2 separate regions of the Homo sapiens genome follow, and region 1 is linked to region 2. Evidence: chromatin loops called from intact Hi-C (ENCODE). Cell type or tissue: endothelial cell of umbilical vein. All regions are shown on one strand. Links, peaks and the distances in the headings refer to the core of each region. The heading gives the core; the rest is flanking DNA.

Region 1 (9,535 bases), core at 1,026-9,025, 340 kb before region 2:
GAATCCCAGCATGTACAGCTCCTGGCACAGAGGAGGTACTCAGCAGACATTAACCTTGACAAGCAAAATGACCAGCTCAGATGATCATGAAGACTTGCTATTAATACTGGCCTTTCTCAGACTTCTCTTTGTGAATTCATTTAGACAGTCAATTATTACTGAGCCTCACTTGTGTACCAAGCCATGTGCCAGATGCTGGGGACACCACAGTGAACAGGATTCCATTCTGGTCTCGAGGGCCCATAGTTTAGTGAGAAAGATTGCCAGATCAACAGGCAATCATAATACAAAGTGCCACGTGCTAGATGAAATGGTATCCAAAGAGCTGCAACTAACTTGGGGTAAGCCACACTGTGGGGCACAGGATACAGGCAGGGACGATGAGAAAAGCTAGAATTTGGGAAAGAGGGAGTTTGCACTGGGTCCACCTTTTCTTCAGTCCTGTCCCTAGGATTCTTTCCACCTGCACTCAACATATTCAAACAGTAACACCTTAATCAGTGAGTAATGATCTATGGGTCTCAAGGAGGAAATACTGATTTCTCCATGATAGCAAGTGACGGTCCTGCAAGATTCTGGTGTGTGAATGAATAATGAAGGTGCTCGCCTAGTATGGAGAGTTCTATAAGATAAAGCAGCTAAGTCTTCATTATTTTTTAACCAAATGCCCTGGATTCTCCTTTTTCATTACAGAACAAGGAGAACTTAATGATGATTCATAAAATGATGCAAGTAATTTTTCTATCCCAGGATGGGGAAATTGTTCACTATTTTTATTTTCACTTTATGTCAAACAAGTTGCTACATTAACTAGGAGGATTAATATTTTAAAGTCTTTTGTGGACTTTTATAAATAATAATATTTATTTTCATTTTATTTTAAATATAGATGGGGTCTTGCTGTGTTGCCCAGGCTGGTCTCAAACTCCTGGGCTCAAACAATCCTCCCACCCTCAACCTCCCAAAGTGCTGGGATTACAGGTGTGAGCCATCACACTGGCCTAAAGAATAATTCTTAAAGTTTTGCCTTTTCCTTAATAAATTTCCTGTTTTCATAGACAAATGAAAATATGCAAAACACTTTAAGAACTAATTGTTCCACGTATGGGTGTCTGGCATGAGTCTGCAATTTCTGCCTCAATGAAAATGTCTGCCTCTGAAGGGCGTGCAACCCCACTAACATGAACCCCCTCTGGACATTTAATATTTCAACTCAACATATGGCAAAACTCACCGTTACCTCTGCAGGATTTAGAGAAAAAACCATCCCTCAGAAGCTTAATGTTCAAAAGTTCATTTCCAAACGCTCACCTGGAACAGCGTGCTTGGCCCTTGCAGCCTGGCAGGACTCAGCGGAGCAACTGGACTAAGGCTGCTCCAGAAATGTATGCTGGAGAGCAGTGGACTCGGAGTCAGAAGCAATCCATTTGGTGTCTGGGAAGTAAAGCAAACAGACTTCTTCATATAGGTTCACCTGACTTGGGCCATGATCAACAGAGCAGCAGAGAGAGGTTAGGTAGGCTAGGCATGGGCCAGGAAACGACCTTACCATCTCAGGAAAACTGGCAACGTTAATTCTGAGGGGCTGTGAACAGTTTAATTTTAATTTTCTTTTCTTTTGGAGACAGTCTCGCTCTGTCACCCAGGCTGGAGTGCAATGGCGCGATCTTGGTTCACTATAACCTCCACTTCCTGGGTTTAAGCGATTCTCCTGCCTCAGCCTCCCAAGCAGCTGGGATTACAGGCACCCACCACCGACTAATTTTTGTATTTTTAGTAGAGAAGGGGTTTCATTACGTTGGCCAGGCTGGTCTCGAACTCCTGACCTCAAGTGATCTGCCCACCTCAGCCTCCCAAAGTGCTGGGATTACAGGCGTGAGCCACCATACCTGGCTGGCTAGTTTTCTTCAATGCTAATTTTATTAACACTTTTTTCATAAAGGAAAAAGGTATTGACACATTACCTTCCCTAAACATTCTGGTGGAAAATTCAAGTTTGTATCAACTTTCGTCCGAATGGTTTGTTAACTTGTTCCCCTTCCCAGATTAAACAAGGATTAGTATACAAACAAAATAGGATCCCATAAAGGGGCTTTAATTCTTCTTATCTATATTTTCCTGTGTTTCTACAGTGGACATCTATTACTTGGGTTACGAACACACGTTTTTAAATGGTCTCCATATCAACAGCTGTTAAGGCTTTGGGATTTGCTGTTAAAATACCCTGTAGCAGCCTCTTCAGAAGCTCTGAGCCGGGTTTTCCAGATTCCTTCCGGATGTGGAGTTGATGAGAATTCATTGCCCTGGCAATGGTTTGGGTGGGGGCAGGGAGGGCCCTTTCTTGTCAGATTGGGTATAAAGCCAAAACCCTGGGTTTCCCAGGGGAGTTCCAAGGACTGAATTTCTTGCACACACACAGCAGGAGTCCTGGCCTGCAAGCCAGCAGGAGGGCAGAAGAAACACCCGCCCAGCTGCTAAGTCTGCATGGCTTTTATTCTCAGTGGAGACAAACTCCCCGGCCCAGGGTGGTTTTGTACCTTTGGTGACTAGAAGGAGTCCCTCAGTGGTTTTGTGATGTCAATAAGGTGCTTTGTGTAAGAAGAACCACAGCAAAGGCGCCAGCCTTTCAGACTGCACCATGCTGGATGCTAAAGTGTTATTTTTTCCTAGAATTGGCCTCCGTAGCATCATTAATTACCAACAGCATTTGGCTTAAACCTAAATTGAAAGGTCTGCTCTGTTCAGCAGAATGGAGACAAACATCCAAAGTTCCTCAAACTGTGAAGCTGCTGAAATGTAAACACATTTATACCAAATTATTTGAGTCGTTGGTTCCATGGCATTTCCTACATACTGAATGACCTATGAGGTTACTAGAATAAATACATGTTTTGAATAAGCTTCCCATTTGTTCTAGTCCAAGGCAATTTCACAAGCATGCCAGGCCATCTGGCCTAACAGTTAAAACTTCACGGCTCAGCATGAGCTCTGCCAGGGTTCCAATCTCAGAACCACTACTTCCCAGCCAGGTAACCTCAGGCAAGCCACCTAACCTCTCTCTGTCTCAGTTGCCTCATCTGTAAAATGGGGAGAATAAAAATGCCCACGTTACAGGGTTGTTGGGAAGATTAAATAAGCTGATCTACTGCAAGCTCTTATAAGATATGTGCCTGGCATATAGAAATGCTCAACAAGTGCCAGAGGCAGTTATCTGGCTAGGTACTTCATACATGTTTTTGAATGAATAAATGGATTGGTAATTAATTGAAAGTATACATGACATACTTACTAAACGTACTTCATCTATGTGAGGGAGAAATTCTCAACTGTATACAGAGAAGGACTTAATCCTCTGAAACAGACCAACTCAACTGAGTCAGCCTGGACTTGGAGGCTACTGTCAGTTGTGTTAGGCTCAAGGCCACAAGCTCAGGTGTTCTGAAAACTAATATTTGCATGTTACTCTGGAGCAAGGTTCCAACCTCAATATGTCACATTAACATTTAATAACCAGTGTGTTCAAGGCCTCCTAGTTTATCCATCAATGAAGGCTCTCAAAGCTTTAAAGAGACAATCTTCTAAACCACAAAACACAGCTATCCTTCTCTCCTCCATGGCCATCATATGCCCATTCCTTTTTAATCCTCTAAGCAATGTACAAGGTCTAGAATTTCTATTTCTCTGGTCTAAAACGTATACCCATGTCTGGATTTGAGATGTTTGCACATTTGTTTCTTAGGAATACAGGATGTACTCAGACTACTGTAGCCTTCTTGTTTCTCATCTTTAATATGTCTGAAATGTCTTCTATAATATATGCAAATAAACACTGTAAAATGATTTCATTCCCTCCTCTCCCTTCTATCCCTGAAGTTCTCCCTGAAAATCCTGTGGCCTTAAAGAACCATGTGGTTGCTTTTTTAAGGAAAGTTCCTATAACACCTGCTCTGGGTTATCTCCGGGACAGTGTGAGACTTCACAGCCTCTCTCCACACGCTCCTGGAGTCAGGCAGAGTGGGCTGAGCCTGAGGGCCAAGGGCTAAAGAAGCCACAGCAAAAAGTGCTGTTTTCTTTCCTTCCCCAAAGACAGTCTCGTTTTAACAAGCATGGCAGATAAGGAGCTCCTGATCCCACGGCTGCTGGGAAAGGAGATGCCACAGGCAATGCATTTGCAAAGAGTAAGACCCTCATCCCAAGATCCCCTTTTCATTTTCCCCACTCAGTTCATCTTCCACTTCCACTTCATAGAGTCTCCTAAAAAGCCTGCACATCTGAGCTCGCCAGGGTGAGCTGGCATCCAGGCATGCCCACCTGTGCACCCCTGCCCCGGCCCGCTGCCTCCTCCTCTTGCCTTCCTCTGCCCATCAAAATGCCACCTCCTCCAAGGACACTTTCCTGATCTCCCCTCAACCAGATGGGATTTCTTATTTCTGAATCTTTGTAACACTTTGTGACCATTTTTTTCTTAACATTTAACATGTTCTGCCTCCTATTATGGTGATTGGCACATTTTTCTTATTCTTTCTGTAGCCTTTAAGGTATCTGCTCATCTTTATTCCTCCTGTACTTTCATCTCCTAAATACCAATGAACTGAAGCCATCTGCAGCTCTAGCTGGGTCCCCCCTGGCTTATCGCTTGTTGGGCATCTCCACTTGGATGCCCCACCATGCTCCAACTTCATGAAGCTCAGCACCTTTCCACATCAGTGTTTCTTAAGACTCTTCCCCTTCTGTCAACAGGACCACCGTGTAGGCACTGCCTCAATAAATACTGACCGAGAGTGCAAACTATGTTTCAGGTGCCACAGATGAGGATAAAACAAGACATAAACCCTGCATGCACAGCCCCATTTACCACCCGCATCCCAGGCCCCACCATGCAAAATGCCTTCCGATAACTGCAAGCTCCGGACATAGCCTCTGGAGGAGTCCCACAACTCAGTCTCCTGTTTATCCCTCATTTCCATTCCTGCTGCATCCAAGCCCCTATCACCTTACAGATGGCATTCCACAACAGCTGCCCAGGCCAGTCCACCTGCCTCCGGTCTCCCCATCTATTCTGTACCCCATCGCCAAATCAACCACCCTCAAACACTGAGTTCACTCAACATTCAGTCACCATTTCAGAAAGGATGTGATGTCCTCCTTAGCCCCAGATTTGAGGTTCCCCATAATCTGGGTTCACACACTTGCTAACTTCTGAGGACTAAGCTCTCATTTTTTATCTTGCCCAAATTCCTACCTAGGGGTCTAGGGAGTCATGCCCTACAAACCGTAAATTCTCATCAGATGGGTTTTATTTGACCCTATATATGGTGACTTACTTTTCAATCTGACTCTGGAGTAACATTATGGAACGAGGAAAAAATATTTAACCCCAAAATATATTTCCTTGCCATACCTTGAAGTTGCCTGGCAATTTCATGACGTCTCATGCCTCCCTAAAATATATAAAACCAAACTGTACCCCGACCACCTGGGGCACATGTTCTCAGGACCTCCTGTGGACTGTGTCACAGGCCATGGTCACTCATATTTGGCTCAGAATAAATCTCTTCAAATATTTTACAGAGTTTGACTCTTCGTAGACACTTCCCTCCCCAAACCCTCTTACTTGCTTTGATGTGTCCTGAGCTTTCCTCATATGCACGGAGGAACAGGCATTCTAACCCAACAGTCCTTCAACGCTCCCTCAGAACTTCCCTGACCACCCAGCCCAGCCCATAGTTCCCTGGGCTACAGGCCCTCTCCACAAGTGACCTCATCCGTTCCCATGGTTTCACCACCCCTTGCGTGTTGATGACTGCCTAACTTCCTCTCCGGCTCCAAAACACTCTCCGCTCTCCAGATGCAGCTGGACTTTTCCACCCGAATTTCCTGCAGGGTCCTCAAACTCAGCATGGCCCCGACTGGACGTTTAGCCTTTTCCCAGGGAGCTTAGTCTTCCTCCCATGTTCCTCACACTCAATTCTGGCTCTCCCCACTCCTCCCACCCAGTCAGTCACCAACTCCTGCTGACGGCACTCCCAACATCAGATCCATCCCTCTGACCCCTCCCACCATACAGCCTTAGATACTCATGGTCTTTCGCCTGGAATATTCCAATAGCATCCTACTTGGATCCAGCCTTCCCCCTTCCCAATCTCGCCAGCAGGGTGATTCCTAAAACAATTCAGACTGTCACTCATACCCCTTCAATGCTTCCTATTGCTATACCTCCCCTAATCACAAAGCTATTTCACGTATCTATGCCTTGCCTCAAGCTGTTCCTCTGCCGACGATGCCTTCCTCTCCCTGTCTACCCTGCCACAGGCTGATCCTTCAACACCCTGTACCAGTGGTCTCACCCCCTCCAGGAAGCCCTCTGGACATTCTTCCTCCATCTCAGGCAAAGTTAATACCTTCCTCCTTAGGATTCCTTTTGCAACTTAGTATTCCTTTTGTATTGCACCTGAGATACTAGATGAAGGGACTTAAGTTATGAGCTCCTAACTATCAGAGACTATTTTATCCACGTTTGTAGCCCCAGCTCCAAACACAGCAGCTTTCACATGATGGGCACTCAGTTCATGTGTGTTGACCTGAACTAAACGATCTTGCCCCTCAGCTCCTAAAGCGCTTCTCTGTGCTGCATGTTTGACTCTTGCCAAGGGCTATTGTGTGTGTGTGTGCACTTGTAATGCCTTGTTGTCATGGCTAGGTCCTAAGGTCATAAAAACAAGCAACTGTAGTTTTGGTGTCCTTTCTAGGCTCTGTTATTGCTCAATAATTATTTGTTGATTCTAATGAGATTTTTTTCACTTATACCTCTAGCAGCTGTTTATTTACTTATTTATCTTTGAGATAGAATCTCACTCTGTCACCCAGGCTGGGGTGCAGTGGCACAATCTTGGCTCACTGTAACCTCTGCCTCCCGGGTTCAAGCGATTCTCCTGCCTCAGCCTCCCGAGTAGCTGAGATTACAGGCATGCACCACCACACCCAGCTAATTTTCTTATCTTTAGTAGAGATGGGGTTTGGCCATGTTGGCCAGGTTGGTCTTGAACTCCTGACCTCAAGCTATCCGCCCCCTTGGCCTCCCTAAATATTGGGATTACAGGCGTGAGCCACTGCGCCCAGCCTCTAGCAGTTAATTTCCAATCCAAACAAGTCAAAATTCCTTAGCCAGTTCTCAGGGTCCTCCATAATTTCACACCACCCTAAATTATAACCCTATGTTATATATTGCCCCGTATGCTGGACAGCAACCTGTAAACTCATGAGAACAGGAACGGTTTCTATCTTGCTAACCTCTGTATCTCCAGGTATCTAAGCGAATGCTTAGTTTTCAGTGATTATCTCCCAAATGAATGAATACATGATAAACATTTGTTACTGGACTGATTAAAGAAGATGCAGAAGTATTTGCTGATCACTTGATTTGGTGATCTGAGATACCGGTAAGTCACTCAGTCTCTAAGAAAGTAAAGGAGAGAGAAACAAGATGTCTAGCAGGTTGTACCCACAAATATCTGTAATCCTAAGCTCCCACAGATGCCAACAGAATCCATGACAATGCCACCTTGAGGTTAAAAAAATGTCCTCAAATAAAAGGTGACTGAATCTCTGGAAGCTCCTAAAGTTGTCTGAATTCAAGTGAAACCATGGTTTTAAGGTCTTTAAAAGGTGAGTTAATCCCACAGAAGTCTGTAGCACTGATCCTACGGAAAAGGAGACAAAATGGAGACTCCCATGGGGGCCTAGGGTAGCTACAGAAAGGGACAGGGGAGGAAGCAGGGCAGAACCAGGGACAAGGAGGCAGAGTCATGAAGACTGGGGTGGCTGTGGCAGTTTCTTAAAATAAGACAATAATGAAGTTTGCCACATTGATTGACTCTTTTATTTATTTATTTATTTTTTTGGTGAGATGCGAGTTTCGCTCTTGTTGTCCAGGCTGGAGTGCGGTGGCGTGATCTCGGCTCATCACAACCTCCACCTCCCAGGTTCAAGTGATTCTCCTGCCTCAGGCTCCCAAGTAGTGGGATTACAGGCATCTGCCACCAAACCTGGCTAATTTTTGTACTTTTAGTAGAGACGGGGTTTTGCCATGTTGGCCAGGCTGGTCTTGAACTCCTGACCTCAGGTGATCCACCCGCCTTGGCCTCCCAAAGTGCTGCGATTACAGGCGTGAGCCAGCGCACCTGGCCCAATTGATTATTCCTTTCATGAAAGATTTCTCTATGGCATGTGATGCTGTTTGATAGCATTTTACCCAGAGTAGAACTTCTTTCAAAATTGGAGTCAATCCTCTCAAACCCTGCCGCTGCTTTATCAACTAAGTAATGTAATGTAAAGTTATGTAATATTCTCAGTCCTTTGTTGTCATTTCAACAATATTCACAGCGTCTTCAACAGGAGTAGATTCTATCTCAAGAAACCACTTTCTCTGCTCATCTGTGAGAAGCAACTACTCACCCAATCAAGTTTGATCAATAAATTGCAGCAATTTGGTTGCATCTCCAGGCTCCACTTCTAATGCTAGTTCTCTTGCTATTTCTACCACATCTGCAGTTCCCTCCTCCAATGAAGTCTTGAACCCTTCAAAGTGATCCATGAGGGCTGGAATCAGTTTCTTCCAAACTCCTGTTAATGTTGATATTTTGACCTCCTCCCATGAATCATGAATATTCTTAATAGCATCTAGGATGGTGACTCCTTTCCAGAAGGTTTTCAATTGACTTTGCCCAGATCCATCAGAGGAATCACTATCTATGGCAGCTGTAGCTTTATGAAATGTATTTATTAAGTAATAAGACTTGAAAGTCAAAATTACTCCTTGACTTCTGGGTTGTAGAATGGATGTTGTATTTGCAGGCATGAAAAATATTAATCTTCTTGTATATCTCCATGAGAGCTCTTGGGTAACCAGATGCACTGTAATGAGCAGTAATATTTTGAAAGGAATCTTTTTTCTGAGTAGTAGGTCTCACCTGGGCTTAAACTATTCCATAAACTGTGAAAACAGATGTGCTGTCGTCCAGACTTTGTTGTTCCATTTACAGAGCACAGGCAGAGTGTATTTAGTAGCACTGGCTTCAACTTAAAGTCACAAGCTGTACTAACAAGACTCAGCCTGTCCTTTGAAGCTCTGAAGCCAGGCATGGACTTCTCTTCTCCAGCTATGAAAGTCCTAGATGGCATCTTCTTCCAGTAGAAGGCCGTTTCACCTACAGTGAAGCTGTTTGACGTAGCCACCTTCATCAATGAGCGTAGCTAGATCTTCTGGACAGCTTACTGCAGCTTCTCCATTAGCACTCGCTGCTTCACCTTGCACTTTTATGTTATGGAGATGGCTTTTTTCTTTAAACCTCATGAACCAACCTCTGCTAGCTTCACACTTTTCTTCTGCAGCTTCTTCGCCTCTCTCAGCATTCAAAGAATTGAAGAGTTAGGGCCTTGCTCTGGGTTAGCCTGAAAGGAATGTTGTGGCTGGTTTGATCTTCTATCCAGACCACTAAAACTTTCTCCATATCAACAATCAGGATGTCCCACTTTC
Region 2 (9,535 bases), core at 902-8,901:
AATACCATTTGACCCAGCCATCCCATTACTGGGTATATACCCAAAGGACTATAAATCATGCTGCTATAAAGACACATGCACACGTATGTTTATTGCAGCACTATTCACAATAGCAAAGACTTGGAACCAACCCAAATGTCCAACAATGATAGACTGGATTGAGAAAATGTGGCACATATACACCATGGAATACTATGCAGCCATAAAAAATGATGAGTTCATGTCCTTTGTAGGGACATGGATGAAATTGGAAATCATCATTCTCAGTAAACTATCGCAAGAACAAAAAACCAAACACCACATATTCTCACTCATAGGTGGGAATTGAACAATGAGAACACATGGACACAGGAAGGGGAACATCACACTCTGGGGACTGTTGTGGAGTGGGGGGAGTGGGGAGGGATAGCATTGGGAGATATACCTAATGCTAGATGACGAGTTAGTGGGTGCAGCACACCAGCATGGCACATGTATACATATGTAACTAACCTGCACATTGTGCACATGTACCCTAAAACTTAAAGTATAATAATAATAAATTAAAAAAAAAAAGACACTTGGGATAGGGCAGAATCTAAGTTTGTAGAGTTTCTCTTGGAAGAAGAGAAGGCTGATTGGGGAAGAGGTGTCCAGCCCACTAATTACTCATCCCCTGGAGGACAACAGTGGCTCCATATTGGGATGTCTGGGGTCCAGCCCTGGCCTGGGAGTGATGGTATATAAGGCATAGGTCCATGGACTCTGTAAACACCACTGTATTAGGCAGAACTCTCCAGAAAAACAGAACCAATAAGAAGGAGATTTACTATGAGTAATTGGCTCATATAATTATGGAGGCTGAGAAGTCCCATGATTTGCCATCTATACGCTGGAGACCCAGGAGAGCTGGTGATGTAATTCAGTCAGACTCAGAAAGCCTGAGAAGCAGGGGAACTGATGGTGTGAGTTCCAGTCTCAGCATAGGAGAAGATGAGATGAGATGTCCCAGTTCAAGCAGTGAGGCAGAAAAGAAGGGGTTACTTCCTAATTCCTCAGCCTTTTCTACTCAGACCCTCAAGAGATTGGACGAGACTCACCCACATGGATGAGGGCAGTCTACTTTACTGAGCCCACCAATTCAAATGCTAATCTCACCTGGAAATACCCTCACAGACACAACCAGAAATAACATTTAATCTGGGAACCCATGGCCCAGTCAAGTTGACGCACACAATTAACCATCACAGGCACCTGGCCCCAGGTCCTTTTGAGTCCTCAATCTCTGTGGCTACCTCCTGGTCTTCAGCCTGTTGGCTTTGCTCGTCTACACTTCTGCTGTCCCAGAGTCTAGCTGCCTGGACCCACCCTCAGCTGTTTCTACTTCATGTTTTTAAGGCCTAAAATTGTATGTGCTGCCTTGACATATTTCAGCCTCACAGGGCCCCAAAAGCCTAACCATAAATCCTCTTGCTCTTGCCAAATATGACGTCCACCTAGCAGGAAACTCTCCCGGCCTGGCTAGTTCCTCTATCAATTGGACCAGCTGCATTCCACCTGGTCTTCAACCTAATGGGTTTCACTGCACTGTCAGCCATGAAATTATTCAAACAAGTCAATCACATCCTCCTGTGGGGACCAGGGGACACCTCAGCCTTTTGTTACTACAAAGTTGCCTCCCACCACTGGTGATTCACTGTGCTCCTGAGTGCAATTCCCATGTGGCACTGCATTGCAGGCAGCATTCTCCTCCCCCAGGCTATGAGTATATATGACTTATAAACTGCTTTCAGTCTCATATGTCCAGTGTTGGGTATCATGTGTTCAGCTATCTCGTAGTATTTAGGATGGGGGATTCACTCCATCACCATCAGGGTGAATAGGAGATGATCAGAGTACTCTGTGTTGAACCCAAGACTTCCACTCTGCAATTTTCTTTCTCTCTAACTCATGACTTACAGAAAAATGTGTTTGGAGTTTCTATAATCCCAGCCACTCCCACTTTCTACACTGAATCTTTGGGCAAATGGCTGCTTCTCAGGTAGACTTTAAGCTCCAGTCCATTAATTCCTTAAACTTTGGTCCACTAGCTCTTAGTCCTGGATGTACATTACAGCCACCTGGGGGACTCTCAAAATATTCCAGTGCTGATGTTTCCTTGACAAATTAAGTCAGAATATCTGGAGGTGGGTGGAGCCAAAATGATTCTAGTGATTTGGGGCAAGAATCATTGAGTTTCTTCACAGGCCCTCTGCTTGCTGGGAGGATGTGGAGTCTTTTTGTAAGGTTGAGGTGGACATGGGATGTGGGGTAAGAGTTGGGGAATGTGTCTTCAGGAATCCTCTTCCTATCTTCCTATCTCTGATTTAAGGTGTCAACTCCAGGCTCCCAGTATTCTTGGTTATATGGTTTGGCTCTGTGTCCCTACCCAAATCTCATCTCAAATTATAAACCCCACATGTCAAAGGAGGGACCCGTAATCCCCATGTGTTGAGGGAGAGAGGTGATTGGATCATGGGGGCGTTTTCCCCCATGCTCTTGTGATAGTGAGTGAGATCTCACAAGATCTGATGGTTTTATACATGTTTGGAAGTTCCTCCTTCATGCTTCTCTCTCCTGCCACCTTGTGAAGAAGGTGCTTGCTTCCCCTTAGCCTTCTACCATGATTGTAAGTTTCCCGAGGTCTTCCCAGCTATGCAGAACTGTGAGTCAATTAAACCTCTTTCCTTTGTAAACTACCGAGTCTCAGAGAAGTTCTTTATAGCAGTGTGAAAATAGACAATTACACTTGACCTTGACTATTGGTTTTGAAAGCCAAGATTTCCATCCTGCCACATCCCAAGAGTTAGAAAGTAAGAAATAAAGAAATAAAGAGAGAGAAAGTTTTTTTGTCATATCAAATGTTATAAAGAAAAACAGGAAGTCCATGCAGAAATTCAACTGACTTTTCTTTTTCTTTTTCTTTTTCTTTTTTTTTTTTGAGATGGAGTTTCACTCTTGTTGCCCAGGCTGGAGTGCAATGGCATGATCTCGGCTCACCGCAACTTCTGCCTCCCATGTTCAAGTGATTCTCCTGACTTAGCCTCCCAAGGAGCTGGGATTACAGGCGTGAACCACCACACCCGGCTAATTTTGTATTCTTCGTAGAGATGGGGTTTCTCCACGTTGGTCACGCTGGTCTCGAACTCCCGACCTCAGGTTATCCACCCACCTCGGCCTCCGAAAGTGCTGGGATTATACGTGTGACCACTGCGCCCGGCCCTCTTTTGCTTTTTTAATGGCCAGCCTTCATTTTTTATTTAGTGTAGAACAATTATGTGCAACCATCACTACAGCCAATTTTAGAACATTTTCACTAATTCAAAAAGAAACCTGCACCCCTCAGCCATCAACCCCTAGGCCCCATCCACCCTCCAGCCCCAAGCAACTACTCACCTACTTTCTATCTCCATGAATATGCCTATTCTGGATATTTTATATAAATGGAATCATATAATGTGTGGTCCTTTGTTACTGGCTTCTTTTACTTAACATGTTTCCAATGTTCATCCATGTTGTAGCATATATTGTACTTCATTCCTTTCTCTGGGCAAATAAGAGTTCCTTGTATGGATATACTGCATTTTGTTTATCGTTAATCAGTTGATGGATATTGTATTAATCTGTTCTCATGCTGCTAATAAAGACATACCCAGGCTGGCTAATTTATAAATGAAAGAGATTTAATGGATTCACAGTTCCATATGGTTGGGGAGGCCTCATAATTATGGTGGAAAGTGAAAGAGGAGGAAAGTCACGTCTTATATGGTGGCAGGCAAGAGAGTGTGTGCAGGGGAACTCCCCTTTATAAAACCATCAGATCTCATGAGACTTATTCACTATCACGAGAACAGCACAAGAAAGAACCCCTCAACACGATTCAATTACTTTCCATTGAGTCCCTCCCATGACACATGGGAATTATAGGAGCTACAATTCAAGATGAGATTTGGATGAGGACACAGCCAATCCATATCAGATATCTAGGTTGTCTCTATTTTTTGGCTATTAAAAATAATACTGCTCTAAATATTCATGTACACGTTTTTTGTGAGCCCCTATGCTTTCATTTCTCTTTGGTATATCCTAGCAGTAGAATTTCTAGGTCATGTGGCAATTCTGTGTTCAACTTTTTAAGGAACTGCCAGATTGTTTTCCAAAGTGACTGCCCCACTTAAACATTCCTTCTAGGAGTGAATTTGGGTCCAATTTCTCCACATGCTCTCCAGCACTTTTTATTATCTTTGACTTTCTTTTTTAAGACTCTCTAATCTGGGCAGAGGCTCTCCCTAAGGGTAGTGGCTGTATCTGTTGCTGTTGAAATGGTGGTGTAAGGGTAATGGTGGTATATGTATAATGGTGAGAAGAAACATATTAATATCTCAAAATTTTATCCTACTATTTTGGTAAAGACCTCCTTATTTTATCAACTCATTCCTCATGAAGCAGTAAGAGCTATGTCGGTGCTGTGGGAAACAGACAGAGGAGCTGTGACTTCTACCCAGGAGATGTGGAGGCAAGGCTATCTGCATTCTACTGTTAAAGCAAACTAAACATGGCCTGAGAAGGACTCCATACTCCATACTTCTATATTTGAGTCCTTGTGAACGAACTGCAACCTAACTTAATAGGTAGACAAAATTAAAACCCTAACGTAGAAGTATGCCCTGTAACAATAGCTGAATCTTGGCCTAATCCCAGCAGCCGTACCTCAACCACTCATACACTGCTGAGTGCTCAAACTGTGTTCAAATAAGGCAAATGCCGAGCTGTAACCAATCCAGCTGTTTCTGTACCTCACCTGAGATTTCTGTACTTCACTTCCCTTTTTTGTCTATAAATTTGTTCTAACCATGAGATATCCCTGGAGTCTCTGACTCTGCTGTGATTCTGGGGGCTGCCCGATCCACAAATCATTCATTACTCAATTAAACTCCTTTAAATTTAATTCGGCCAAAGTTTTTCTTTTAACACTACCTTCTCAGAGATCCCTGCATCCCATTCATTCCACCCTAGCTGGTGGGAGACTTACTATTCTGGTCAGCAGAGGAAGGATGACAGAATTCATTCATTCATTCTTTCTTTTTTAACAGGTAAAGTAAAAGATGGCTCAACCAAAGAGGACAGGCCTTATAAGATCTTTTTCAGAGATCTCTTTCTTGTCAAAGAAAATGAAATGGCAGCAAAGGAAACGGTAAAGTTTAATTAAAATCACAACCCCAATTAATGTTAGAATCATATCCACTTACCTATTGCTCTTATGAACTTTGCTGGGCTGAGACATGGAGTCAACTAGACGCAGATGGTGTGTGCCCCACACCATGATGGGGAGACAGTGTGAACACAAACGACAGAAAAACATCCAGCTGACAGTAGGCAGCACAAAGATCGCCACCTAACGGAGGAAGAGAGATATACCACTGCAGTCCAGTAGGACACGTATGGTACACTGTCCTTCATTGATTCCAACACACACATCTCCACATTTTTTACATTTCTGAAATTGGTACCTAGCTTACATAGATGGGATGTCATACATCACTGGCCCTGCATAAAATAATAGCACATCTTACAATAAGTGGCATCTCAGAGTGGAGGAAATACAGTAACAGAGGCGTGCCAAAGAAATATAGAGAAAGGGGTGTTCATCTTTGTTGATGAGAAGATGGAAAAAAGGCTGTTAGTGGTGAGGAGATAAAAGGAGGTGGGTCTTCAAGAATCAGATATGGATAAGACAATGCATATGTGTGTGCTGGGGAAGGAAGAAGGGATGAAAGTAGAGGAGGGGGTGTTGTTTTCAAATTTTGTGGTATGAAGCTAGATCAATGATAAGGCTGATTTTCCCACTGTGCCTTGCAGAGTTAATCTCACCACTGCTGTGGTCATCACACCTACATCGCCTGGTTCACATTTCAGTAGATTTACTTTCTTTCTTTCCAGAGGTAAAAGTTGATTACAGGACTTTGTCTACCCTAATTAAGATAAGGAAATTATCTAGAAATGCTCAACAACAGATTCATCTGTATGCGATGGTTCCTCAGCAAGTGTTGTATGGTTTTGTGGAACATACTTAAAATTAAATTGAGAGAAGATGAATGAAATCACAAGCCTAATTTTTAAATATCTACTGGGGAGATCCCTTTCCTCTCAAGTTTTAATTCCACAGAACCAACACTTAGAATTTCCTTTTTTTTTTTTTTTTTGACAGTCTTGCTCTGTCACCCAGGCTGGAGTGCGGTGGTGTGATCTCGGCTCACTGCCACCTTTACCACCAGGTTCAAGTGATTCTTGTGCCTCAGCCTCCTGAGTAGCTGTGACTACAGGCACCCGTCACCACGCCCGGCTAATTTTTGTATTTTTAGTAGAGAGGGGTTTCTCCATCTTGATCAGGCTGGTCTTGAACTCCTGACCTCAGGTGATCTGCCCGCCTTGGACTCCCAAAGCACCAGGATTACAGACATGAGCTACCGCACCCAGCCCGGAATTTCCAAATTTTAACTGCATTTTGAGCAAGACTAAATTGTGAAAATGAAGCTGAGAGGACATTTTCCAGTCTTGTATTTGTGATGTACATATTTAATAAAAGTTAAATGATCTCAGCTTCATATGAGAAGGAAACTAAAACAACACACATTCCTTCAAAGAGAAGAACCTGGGGTTGTTTTTTTAATGTTAAGATTTTTGTTGCAAATGTTATTTTTATATATAATCACTAATTTTAAGATAACATACTTTGGTATATTAAAAATTCTTTTCAACTTTTCCACTTGGGCAGGAAAAATTTATGAACCGTAACATGAAAGTCTACCAGAAAACTACTTTTTCATCCAGAATGAAGAGTCATTCATACCTGAGCCAACTAGCTTTCTACCCTAAAAGGAGTGGTAGGTCATTTGAAAAGTTTGGGCCAGGTCCTGCTCCGATTCCTAGATTAATAGAAGGTGAGTCTAAATTACTCTTTAAGAACATCATTTTGAATATTTACTATTAATGTCAGGTTTGGGAGCTTTGTTGGAGGGTGATTAAAACAGACAGTATGCTCTCTTATAATGGTAGGGAGTCTTAGTACATGGGGATTGAGAGTTAGGAGAAATTCTATGTTAAATAAGAAAACATACTTTTCCAAGATGACTGTTACTCATTTTCATAACCGTCCTCCCAGGAGGACAGTTACTGCCAAAAGAATGTAGTATTAAAGTTTGCAAAAGCGGATAAAATGTAAAGGTAATAGCTCTGGCCATTCATACTCAGTTCTAGATGTCAAACTTAGAAGTTTCTAAAGATAAAAAAGCCTTGATATCCAAGCCAAAGAACTCATGCATCCAGAATGAGGAAGCTAATAAAATTAAATGAGCTTACCTAATGTTGCAAATACCTAATCTGGTTTTAGTGACCTTTGGAGGCAACATATTAAAATACTATAAGATGATCATTACTACTCAACAAAAGAAGGCAATCTGATTATCAAAAATGACAAGTAGGGGGTATCCTACTTGTCAAACCAAGTAGTGCCTATAGATGAGATAGAAAGTACTTTGAAGTTAATGAAAATAAAGTGATTAATGCTAGGATGATGGAGTCTAAAATCTTCCCCCAAAATGAATGTTTTCCAAATTGTTAAATTAAAAAGTTTAAAATAAGAAGGGAAAAAAGGAAGGAAGGAAGGAAGGAAGGAAGGAAGGAAGGAAGGCAGGCAGGCAACTTAAAAAAATTTTCTCTGGATCCCAAAGCCCATGCACTTTCTCAAACTGTAAAAAAATTTTTCAGAGAACAAGCAAACCACTTAGGGAAGGGCTTTGGAGTCAATAATTAATGTAGGAAAAGGAAGCCATGTTAACTTATTCAGAAGAGCTTCCAAGTGCATATATAATTGTATGTAAAAGCAGCAAATGATAGGCAGCAAGGTGATGCCAGGGACTGTACCACAAGTTCTAGGGCATATCTACGTTCAATCACATGCCTCATAGTTCGCCTCCGTAGAGTGGTAAACCTTAGGTCATCAAGAGCATTTACAATTACATGTGATATGTTTTAGAAAGAGTTCTACACCAAGTGGCTGGTTTAAAATACCCAGGACACTCCAGCAGTTCTTAAATAACTCAGAAGTATGGCTTTGCAGATGACCCCATTCAACAGCATTGCTATTTAACAGAGAAGTTACCGGTCTCTTAAAAGTAGGTGTCTTGGATGAATTTTGGGTACAAAGGAAAAACAAAGTAAATGGCATAGGGTCAACTCTTCAAAAGGAAACAGTAAAATTGTTTGGCATTATCCAAGGCAATTTGGGCTCTGTCAGCAATGGAAACCAGATTGTCAGTTTCTGCCAATTGCACAGATAAGCAATTTGGACATTTTAACTTAAAATATAGAAGTCACCCTCAGACTGTATTTCCAATCAGGAGCTGATTTGAGTGAAAACCTTACTCCTCAAACTTGCATCCCCTGCCTGAATCCTGATTGAAAACAAACCTACATGAAAGCAAAATGAGCAAGCAACCACACGCTGGGAGGTTAGGTGACTTTAATTTTTTGTGTATGCAGTAAGTGGCAAACTGCTCGGTGCCCATCAAAGAAATCACATGCACAACTAAGTGTCAGAGACAGATCAGTCTGCCTACATGAGAGAAGTGCCATTTCCATCTTCGCACAGCGAGCAGCCTGACTCTGGTTTTGCTCTCAAAGCACAACACCTGGGATAGTTGCAGGACTCTCTGTTGCAGTATTCTATGTCCTCAGATCTCTCAAGCTGGTCTTTACATCCCCAGAGAGTGGTGGAGGTGCCCTCAGGTCTAGGAATGTTAATGCTTTGGGAGGGCTTTATTAATTCATGGCCTCTTGGTTCAAAGATCTGCCTGATAGCTAGAATAGCCAAAATGGGAAACTCACTATAACGAGTCTACTTAGAGTTGAAGAATAAAATTCTATCAACTCAGCCAGAGAGTACCATGTCAAAGTAAGCTGAAATGGTGAATATGGCTCTAAGATTTAGTAAGTTGACAGCACAGGATTTTTTTGGATATTGAAGTTTATTTTCAATTTGGCTGACCCATCAGAAATGATCAAATGAAAGCTACAGTAAGCACTTTCATTCTTTTCTTCTATTAAAAATGTTTGAGTAAATTGAACCTGAATCTAATCAAATAAATATGAGGATTGAAGACCATGTTAGATAACACCATGAGGATACAATATGTCAGATCCATTATATGGGAAATTCTACAGAGAAATTGACCTCGTTTCTTGAACAAATGAATGGCTTGGGAAAAAAAAAAGTGTGTGTAGGGTATAGGGTGTGAGGAGCGGGGGTGGCTATTATAGATTTAAAAGAGACTTTAGGATCCTTACCATAAAATATTTAGATTTTAATTTTTAAAATTCCAAAAAGGTATTTTTAAGACAACTGGGAAGATTTGAATGCAGACTGTGTGTAAAACGACACTAAGGAATAGTTCATTTTGTTAGGGGTGATGGTGGTTTTATGGTTATGATTTAAAACTTTTTATCTGCTAGAGTTTCA

Evidence for each region. Hi-C counts contacts between places; a loop is a spot of excess contacts. Peaks named below come from ENCODE experiments on the same cell type or tissue, not always from the same donor. Only the 100,000 strongest peaks of a DNase experiment are listed, where the experiment ranks them.
Region 1: a loop joins it to region 2, with 3 times the contacts of the local background. A loop is called at or near these places in 1 of 110 quality-filtered maps.

Annotation. Positions count from the first base shown.
Region 1 is chr12:96,251,630-96,261,164 of GRCh38, reverse strand. It overlaps ELK3 (ETS transcription factor ELK3), which reads right to left. Exons shown (of 5, transcript NM_005230.4): 4 at 1,312-1,434. Among named protein-coding and RNA genes, the nearest start is that of ELK3, 62 kb to the right of the region's middle. In endothelial cell of umbilical vein, for the core only: no CTCF peak of the experiment used is centred there; DNase peaks (open chromatin) are centred at 2,334, 3,064, 5,884, 6,584 and 1 weaker place; H3K27ac peaks cover 5,154 bases.
Region 2 is chr12:95,914,553-95,924,087 of GRCh38, reverse strand. CCDC38 (coiled-coil domain containing 38) reads left to right here. Exons shown (of 16, transcript NM_182496.3): 3 at 5,112-5,212; 4 at 6,794-6,959. Among named protein-coding and RNA genes, the nearest start is that of CCDC38, 23 kb to the left of the region's middle. In endothelial cell of umbilical vein, for the core only: a CTCF peak has its summit at 5,416; a DNase peak (open chromatin) is centred at 5,407; H3K27me3 peaks cover 1,546 bases.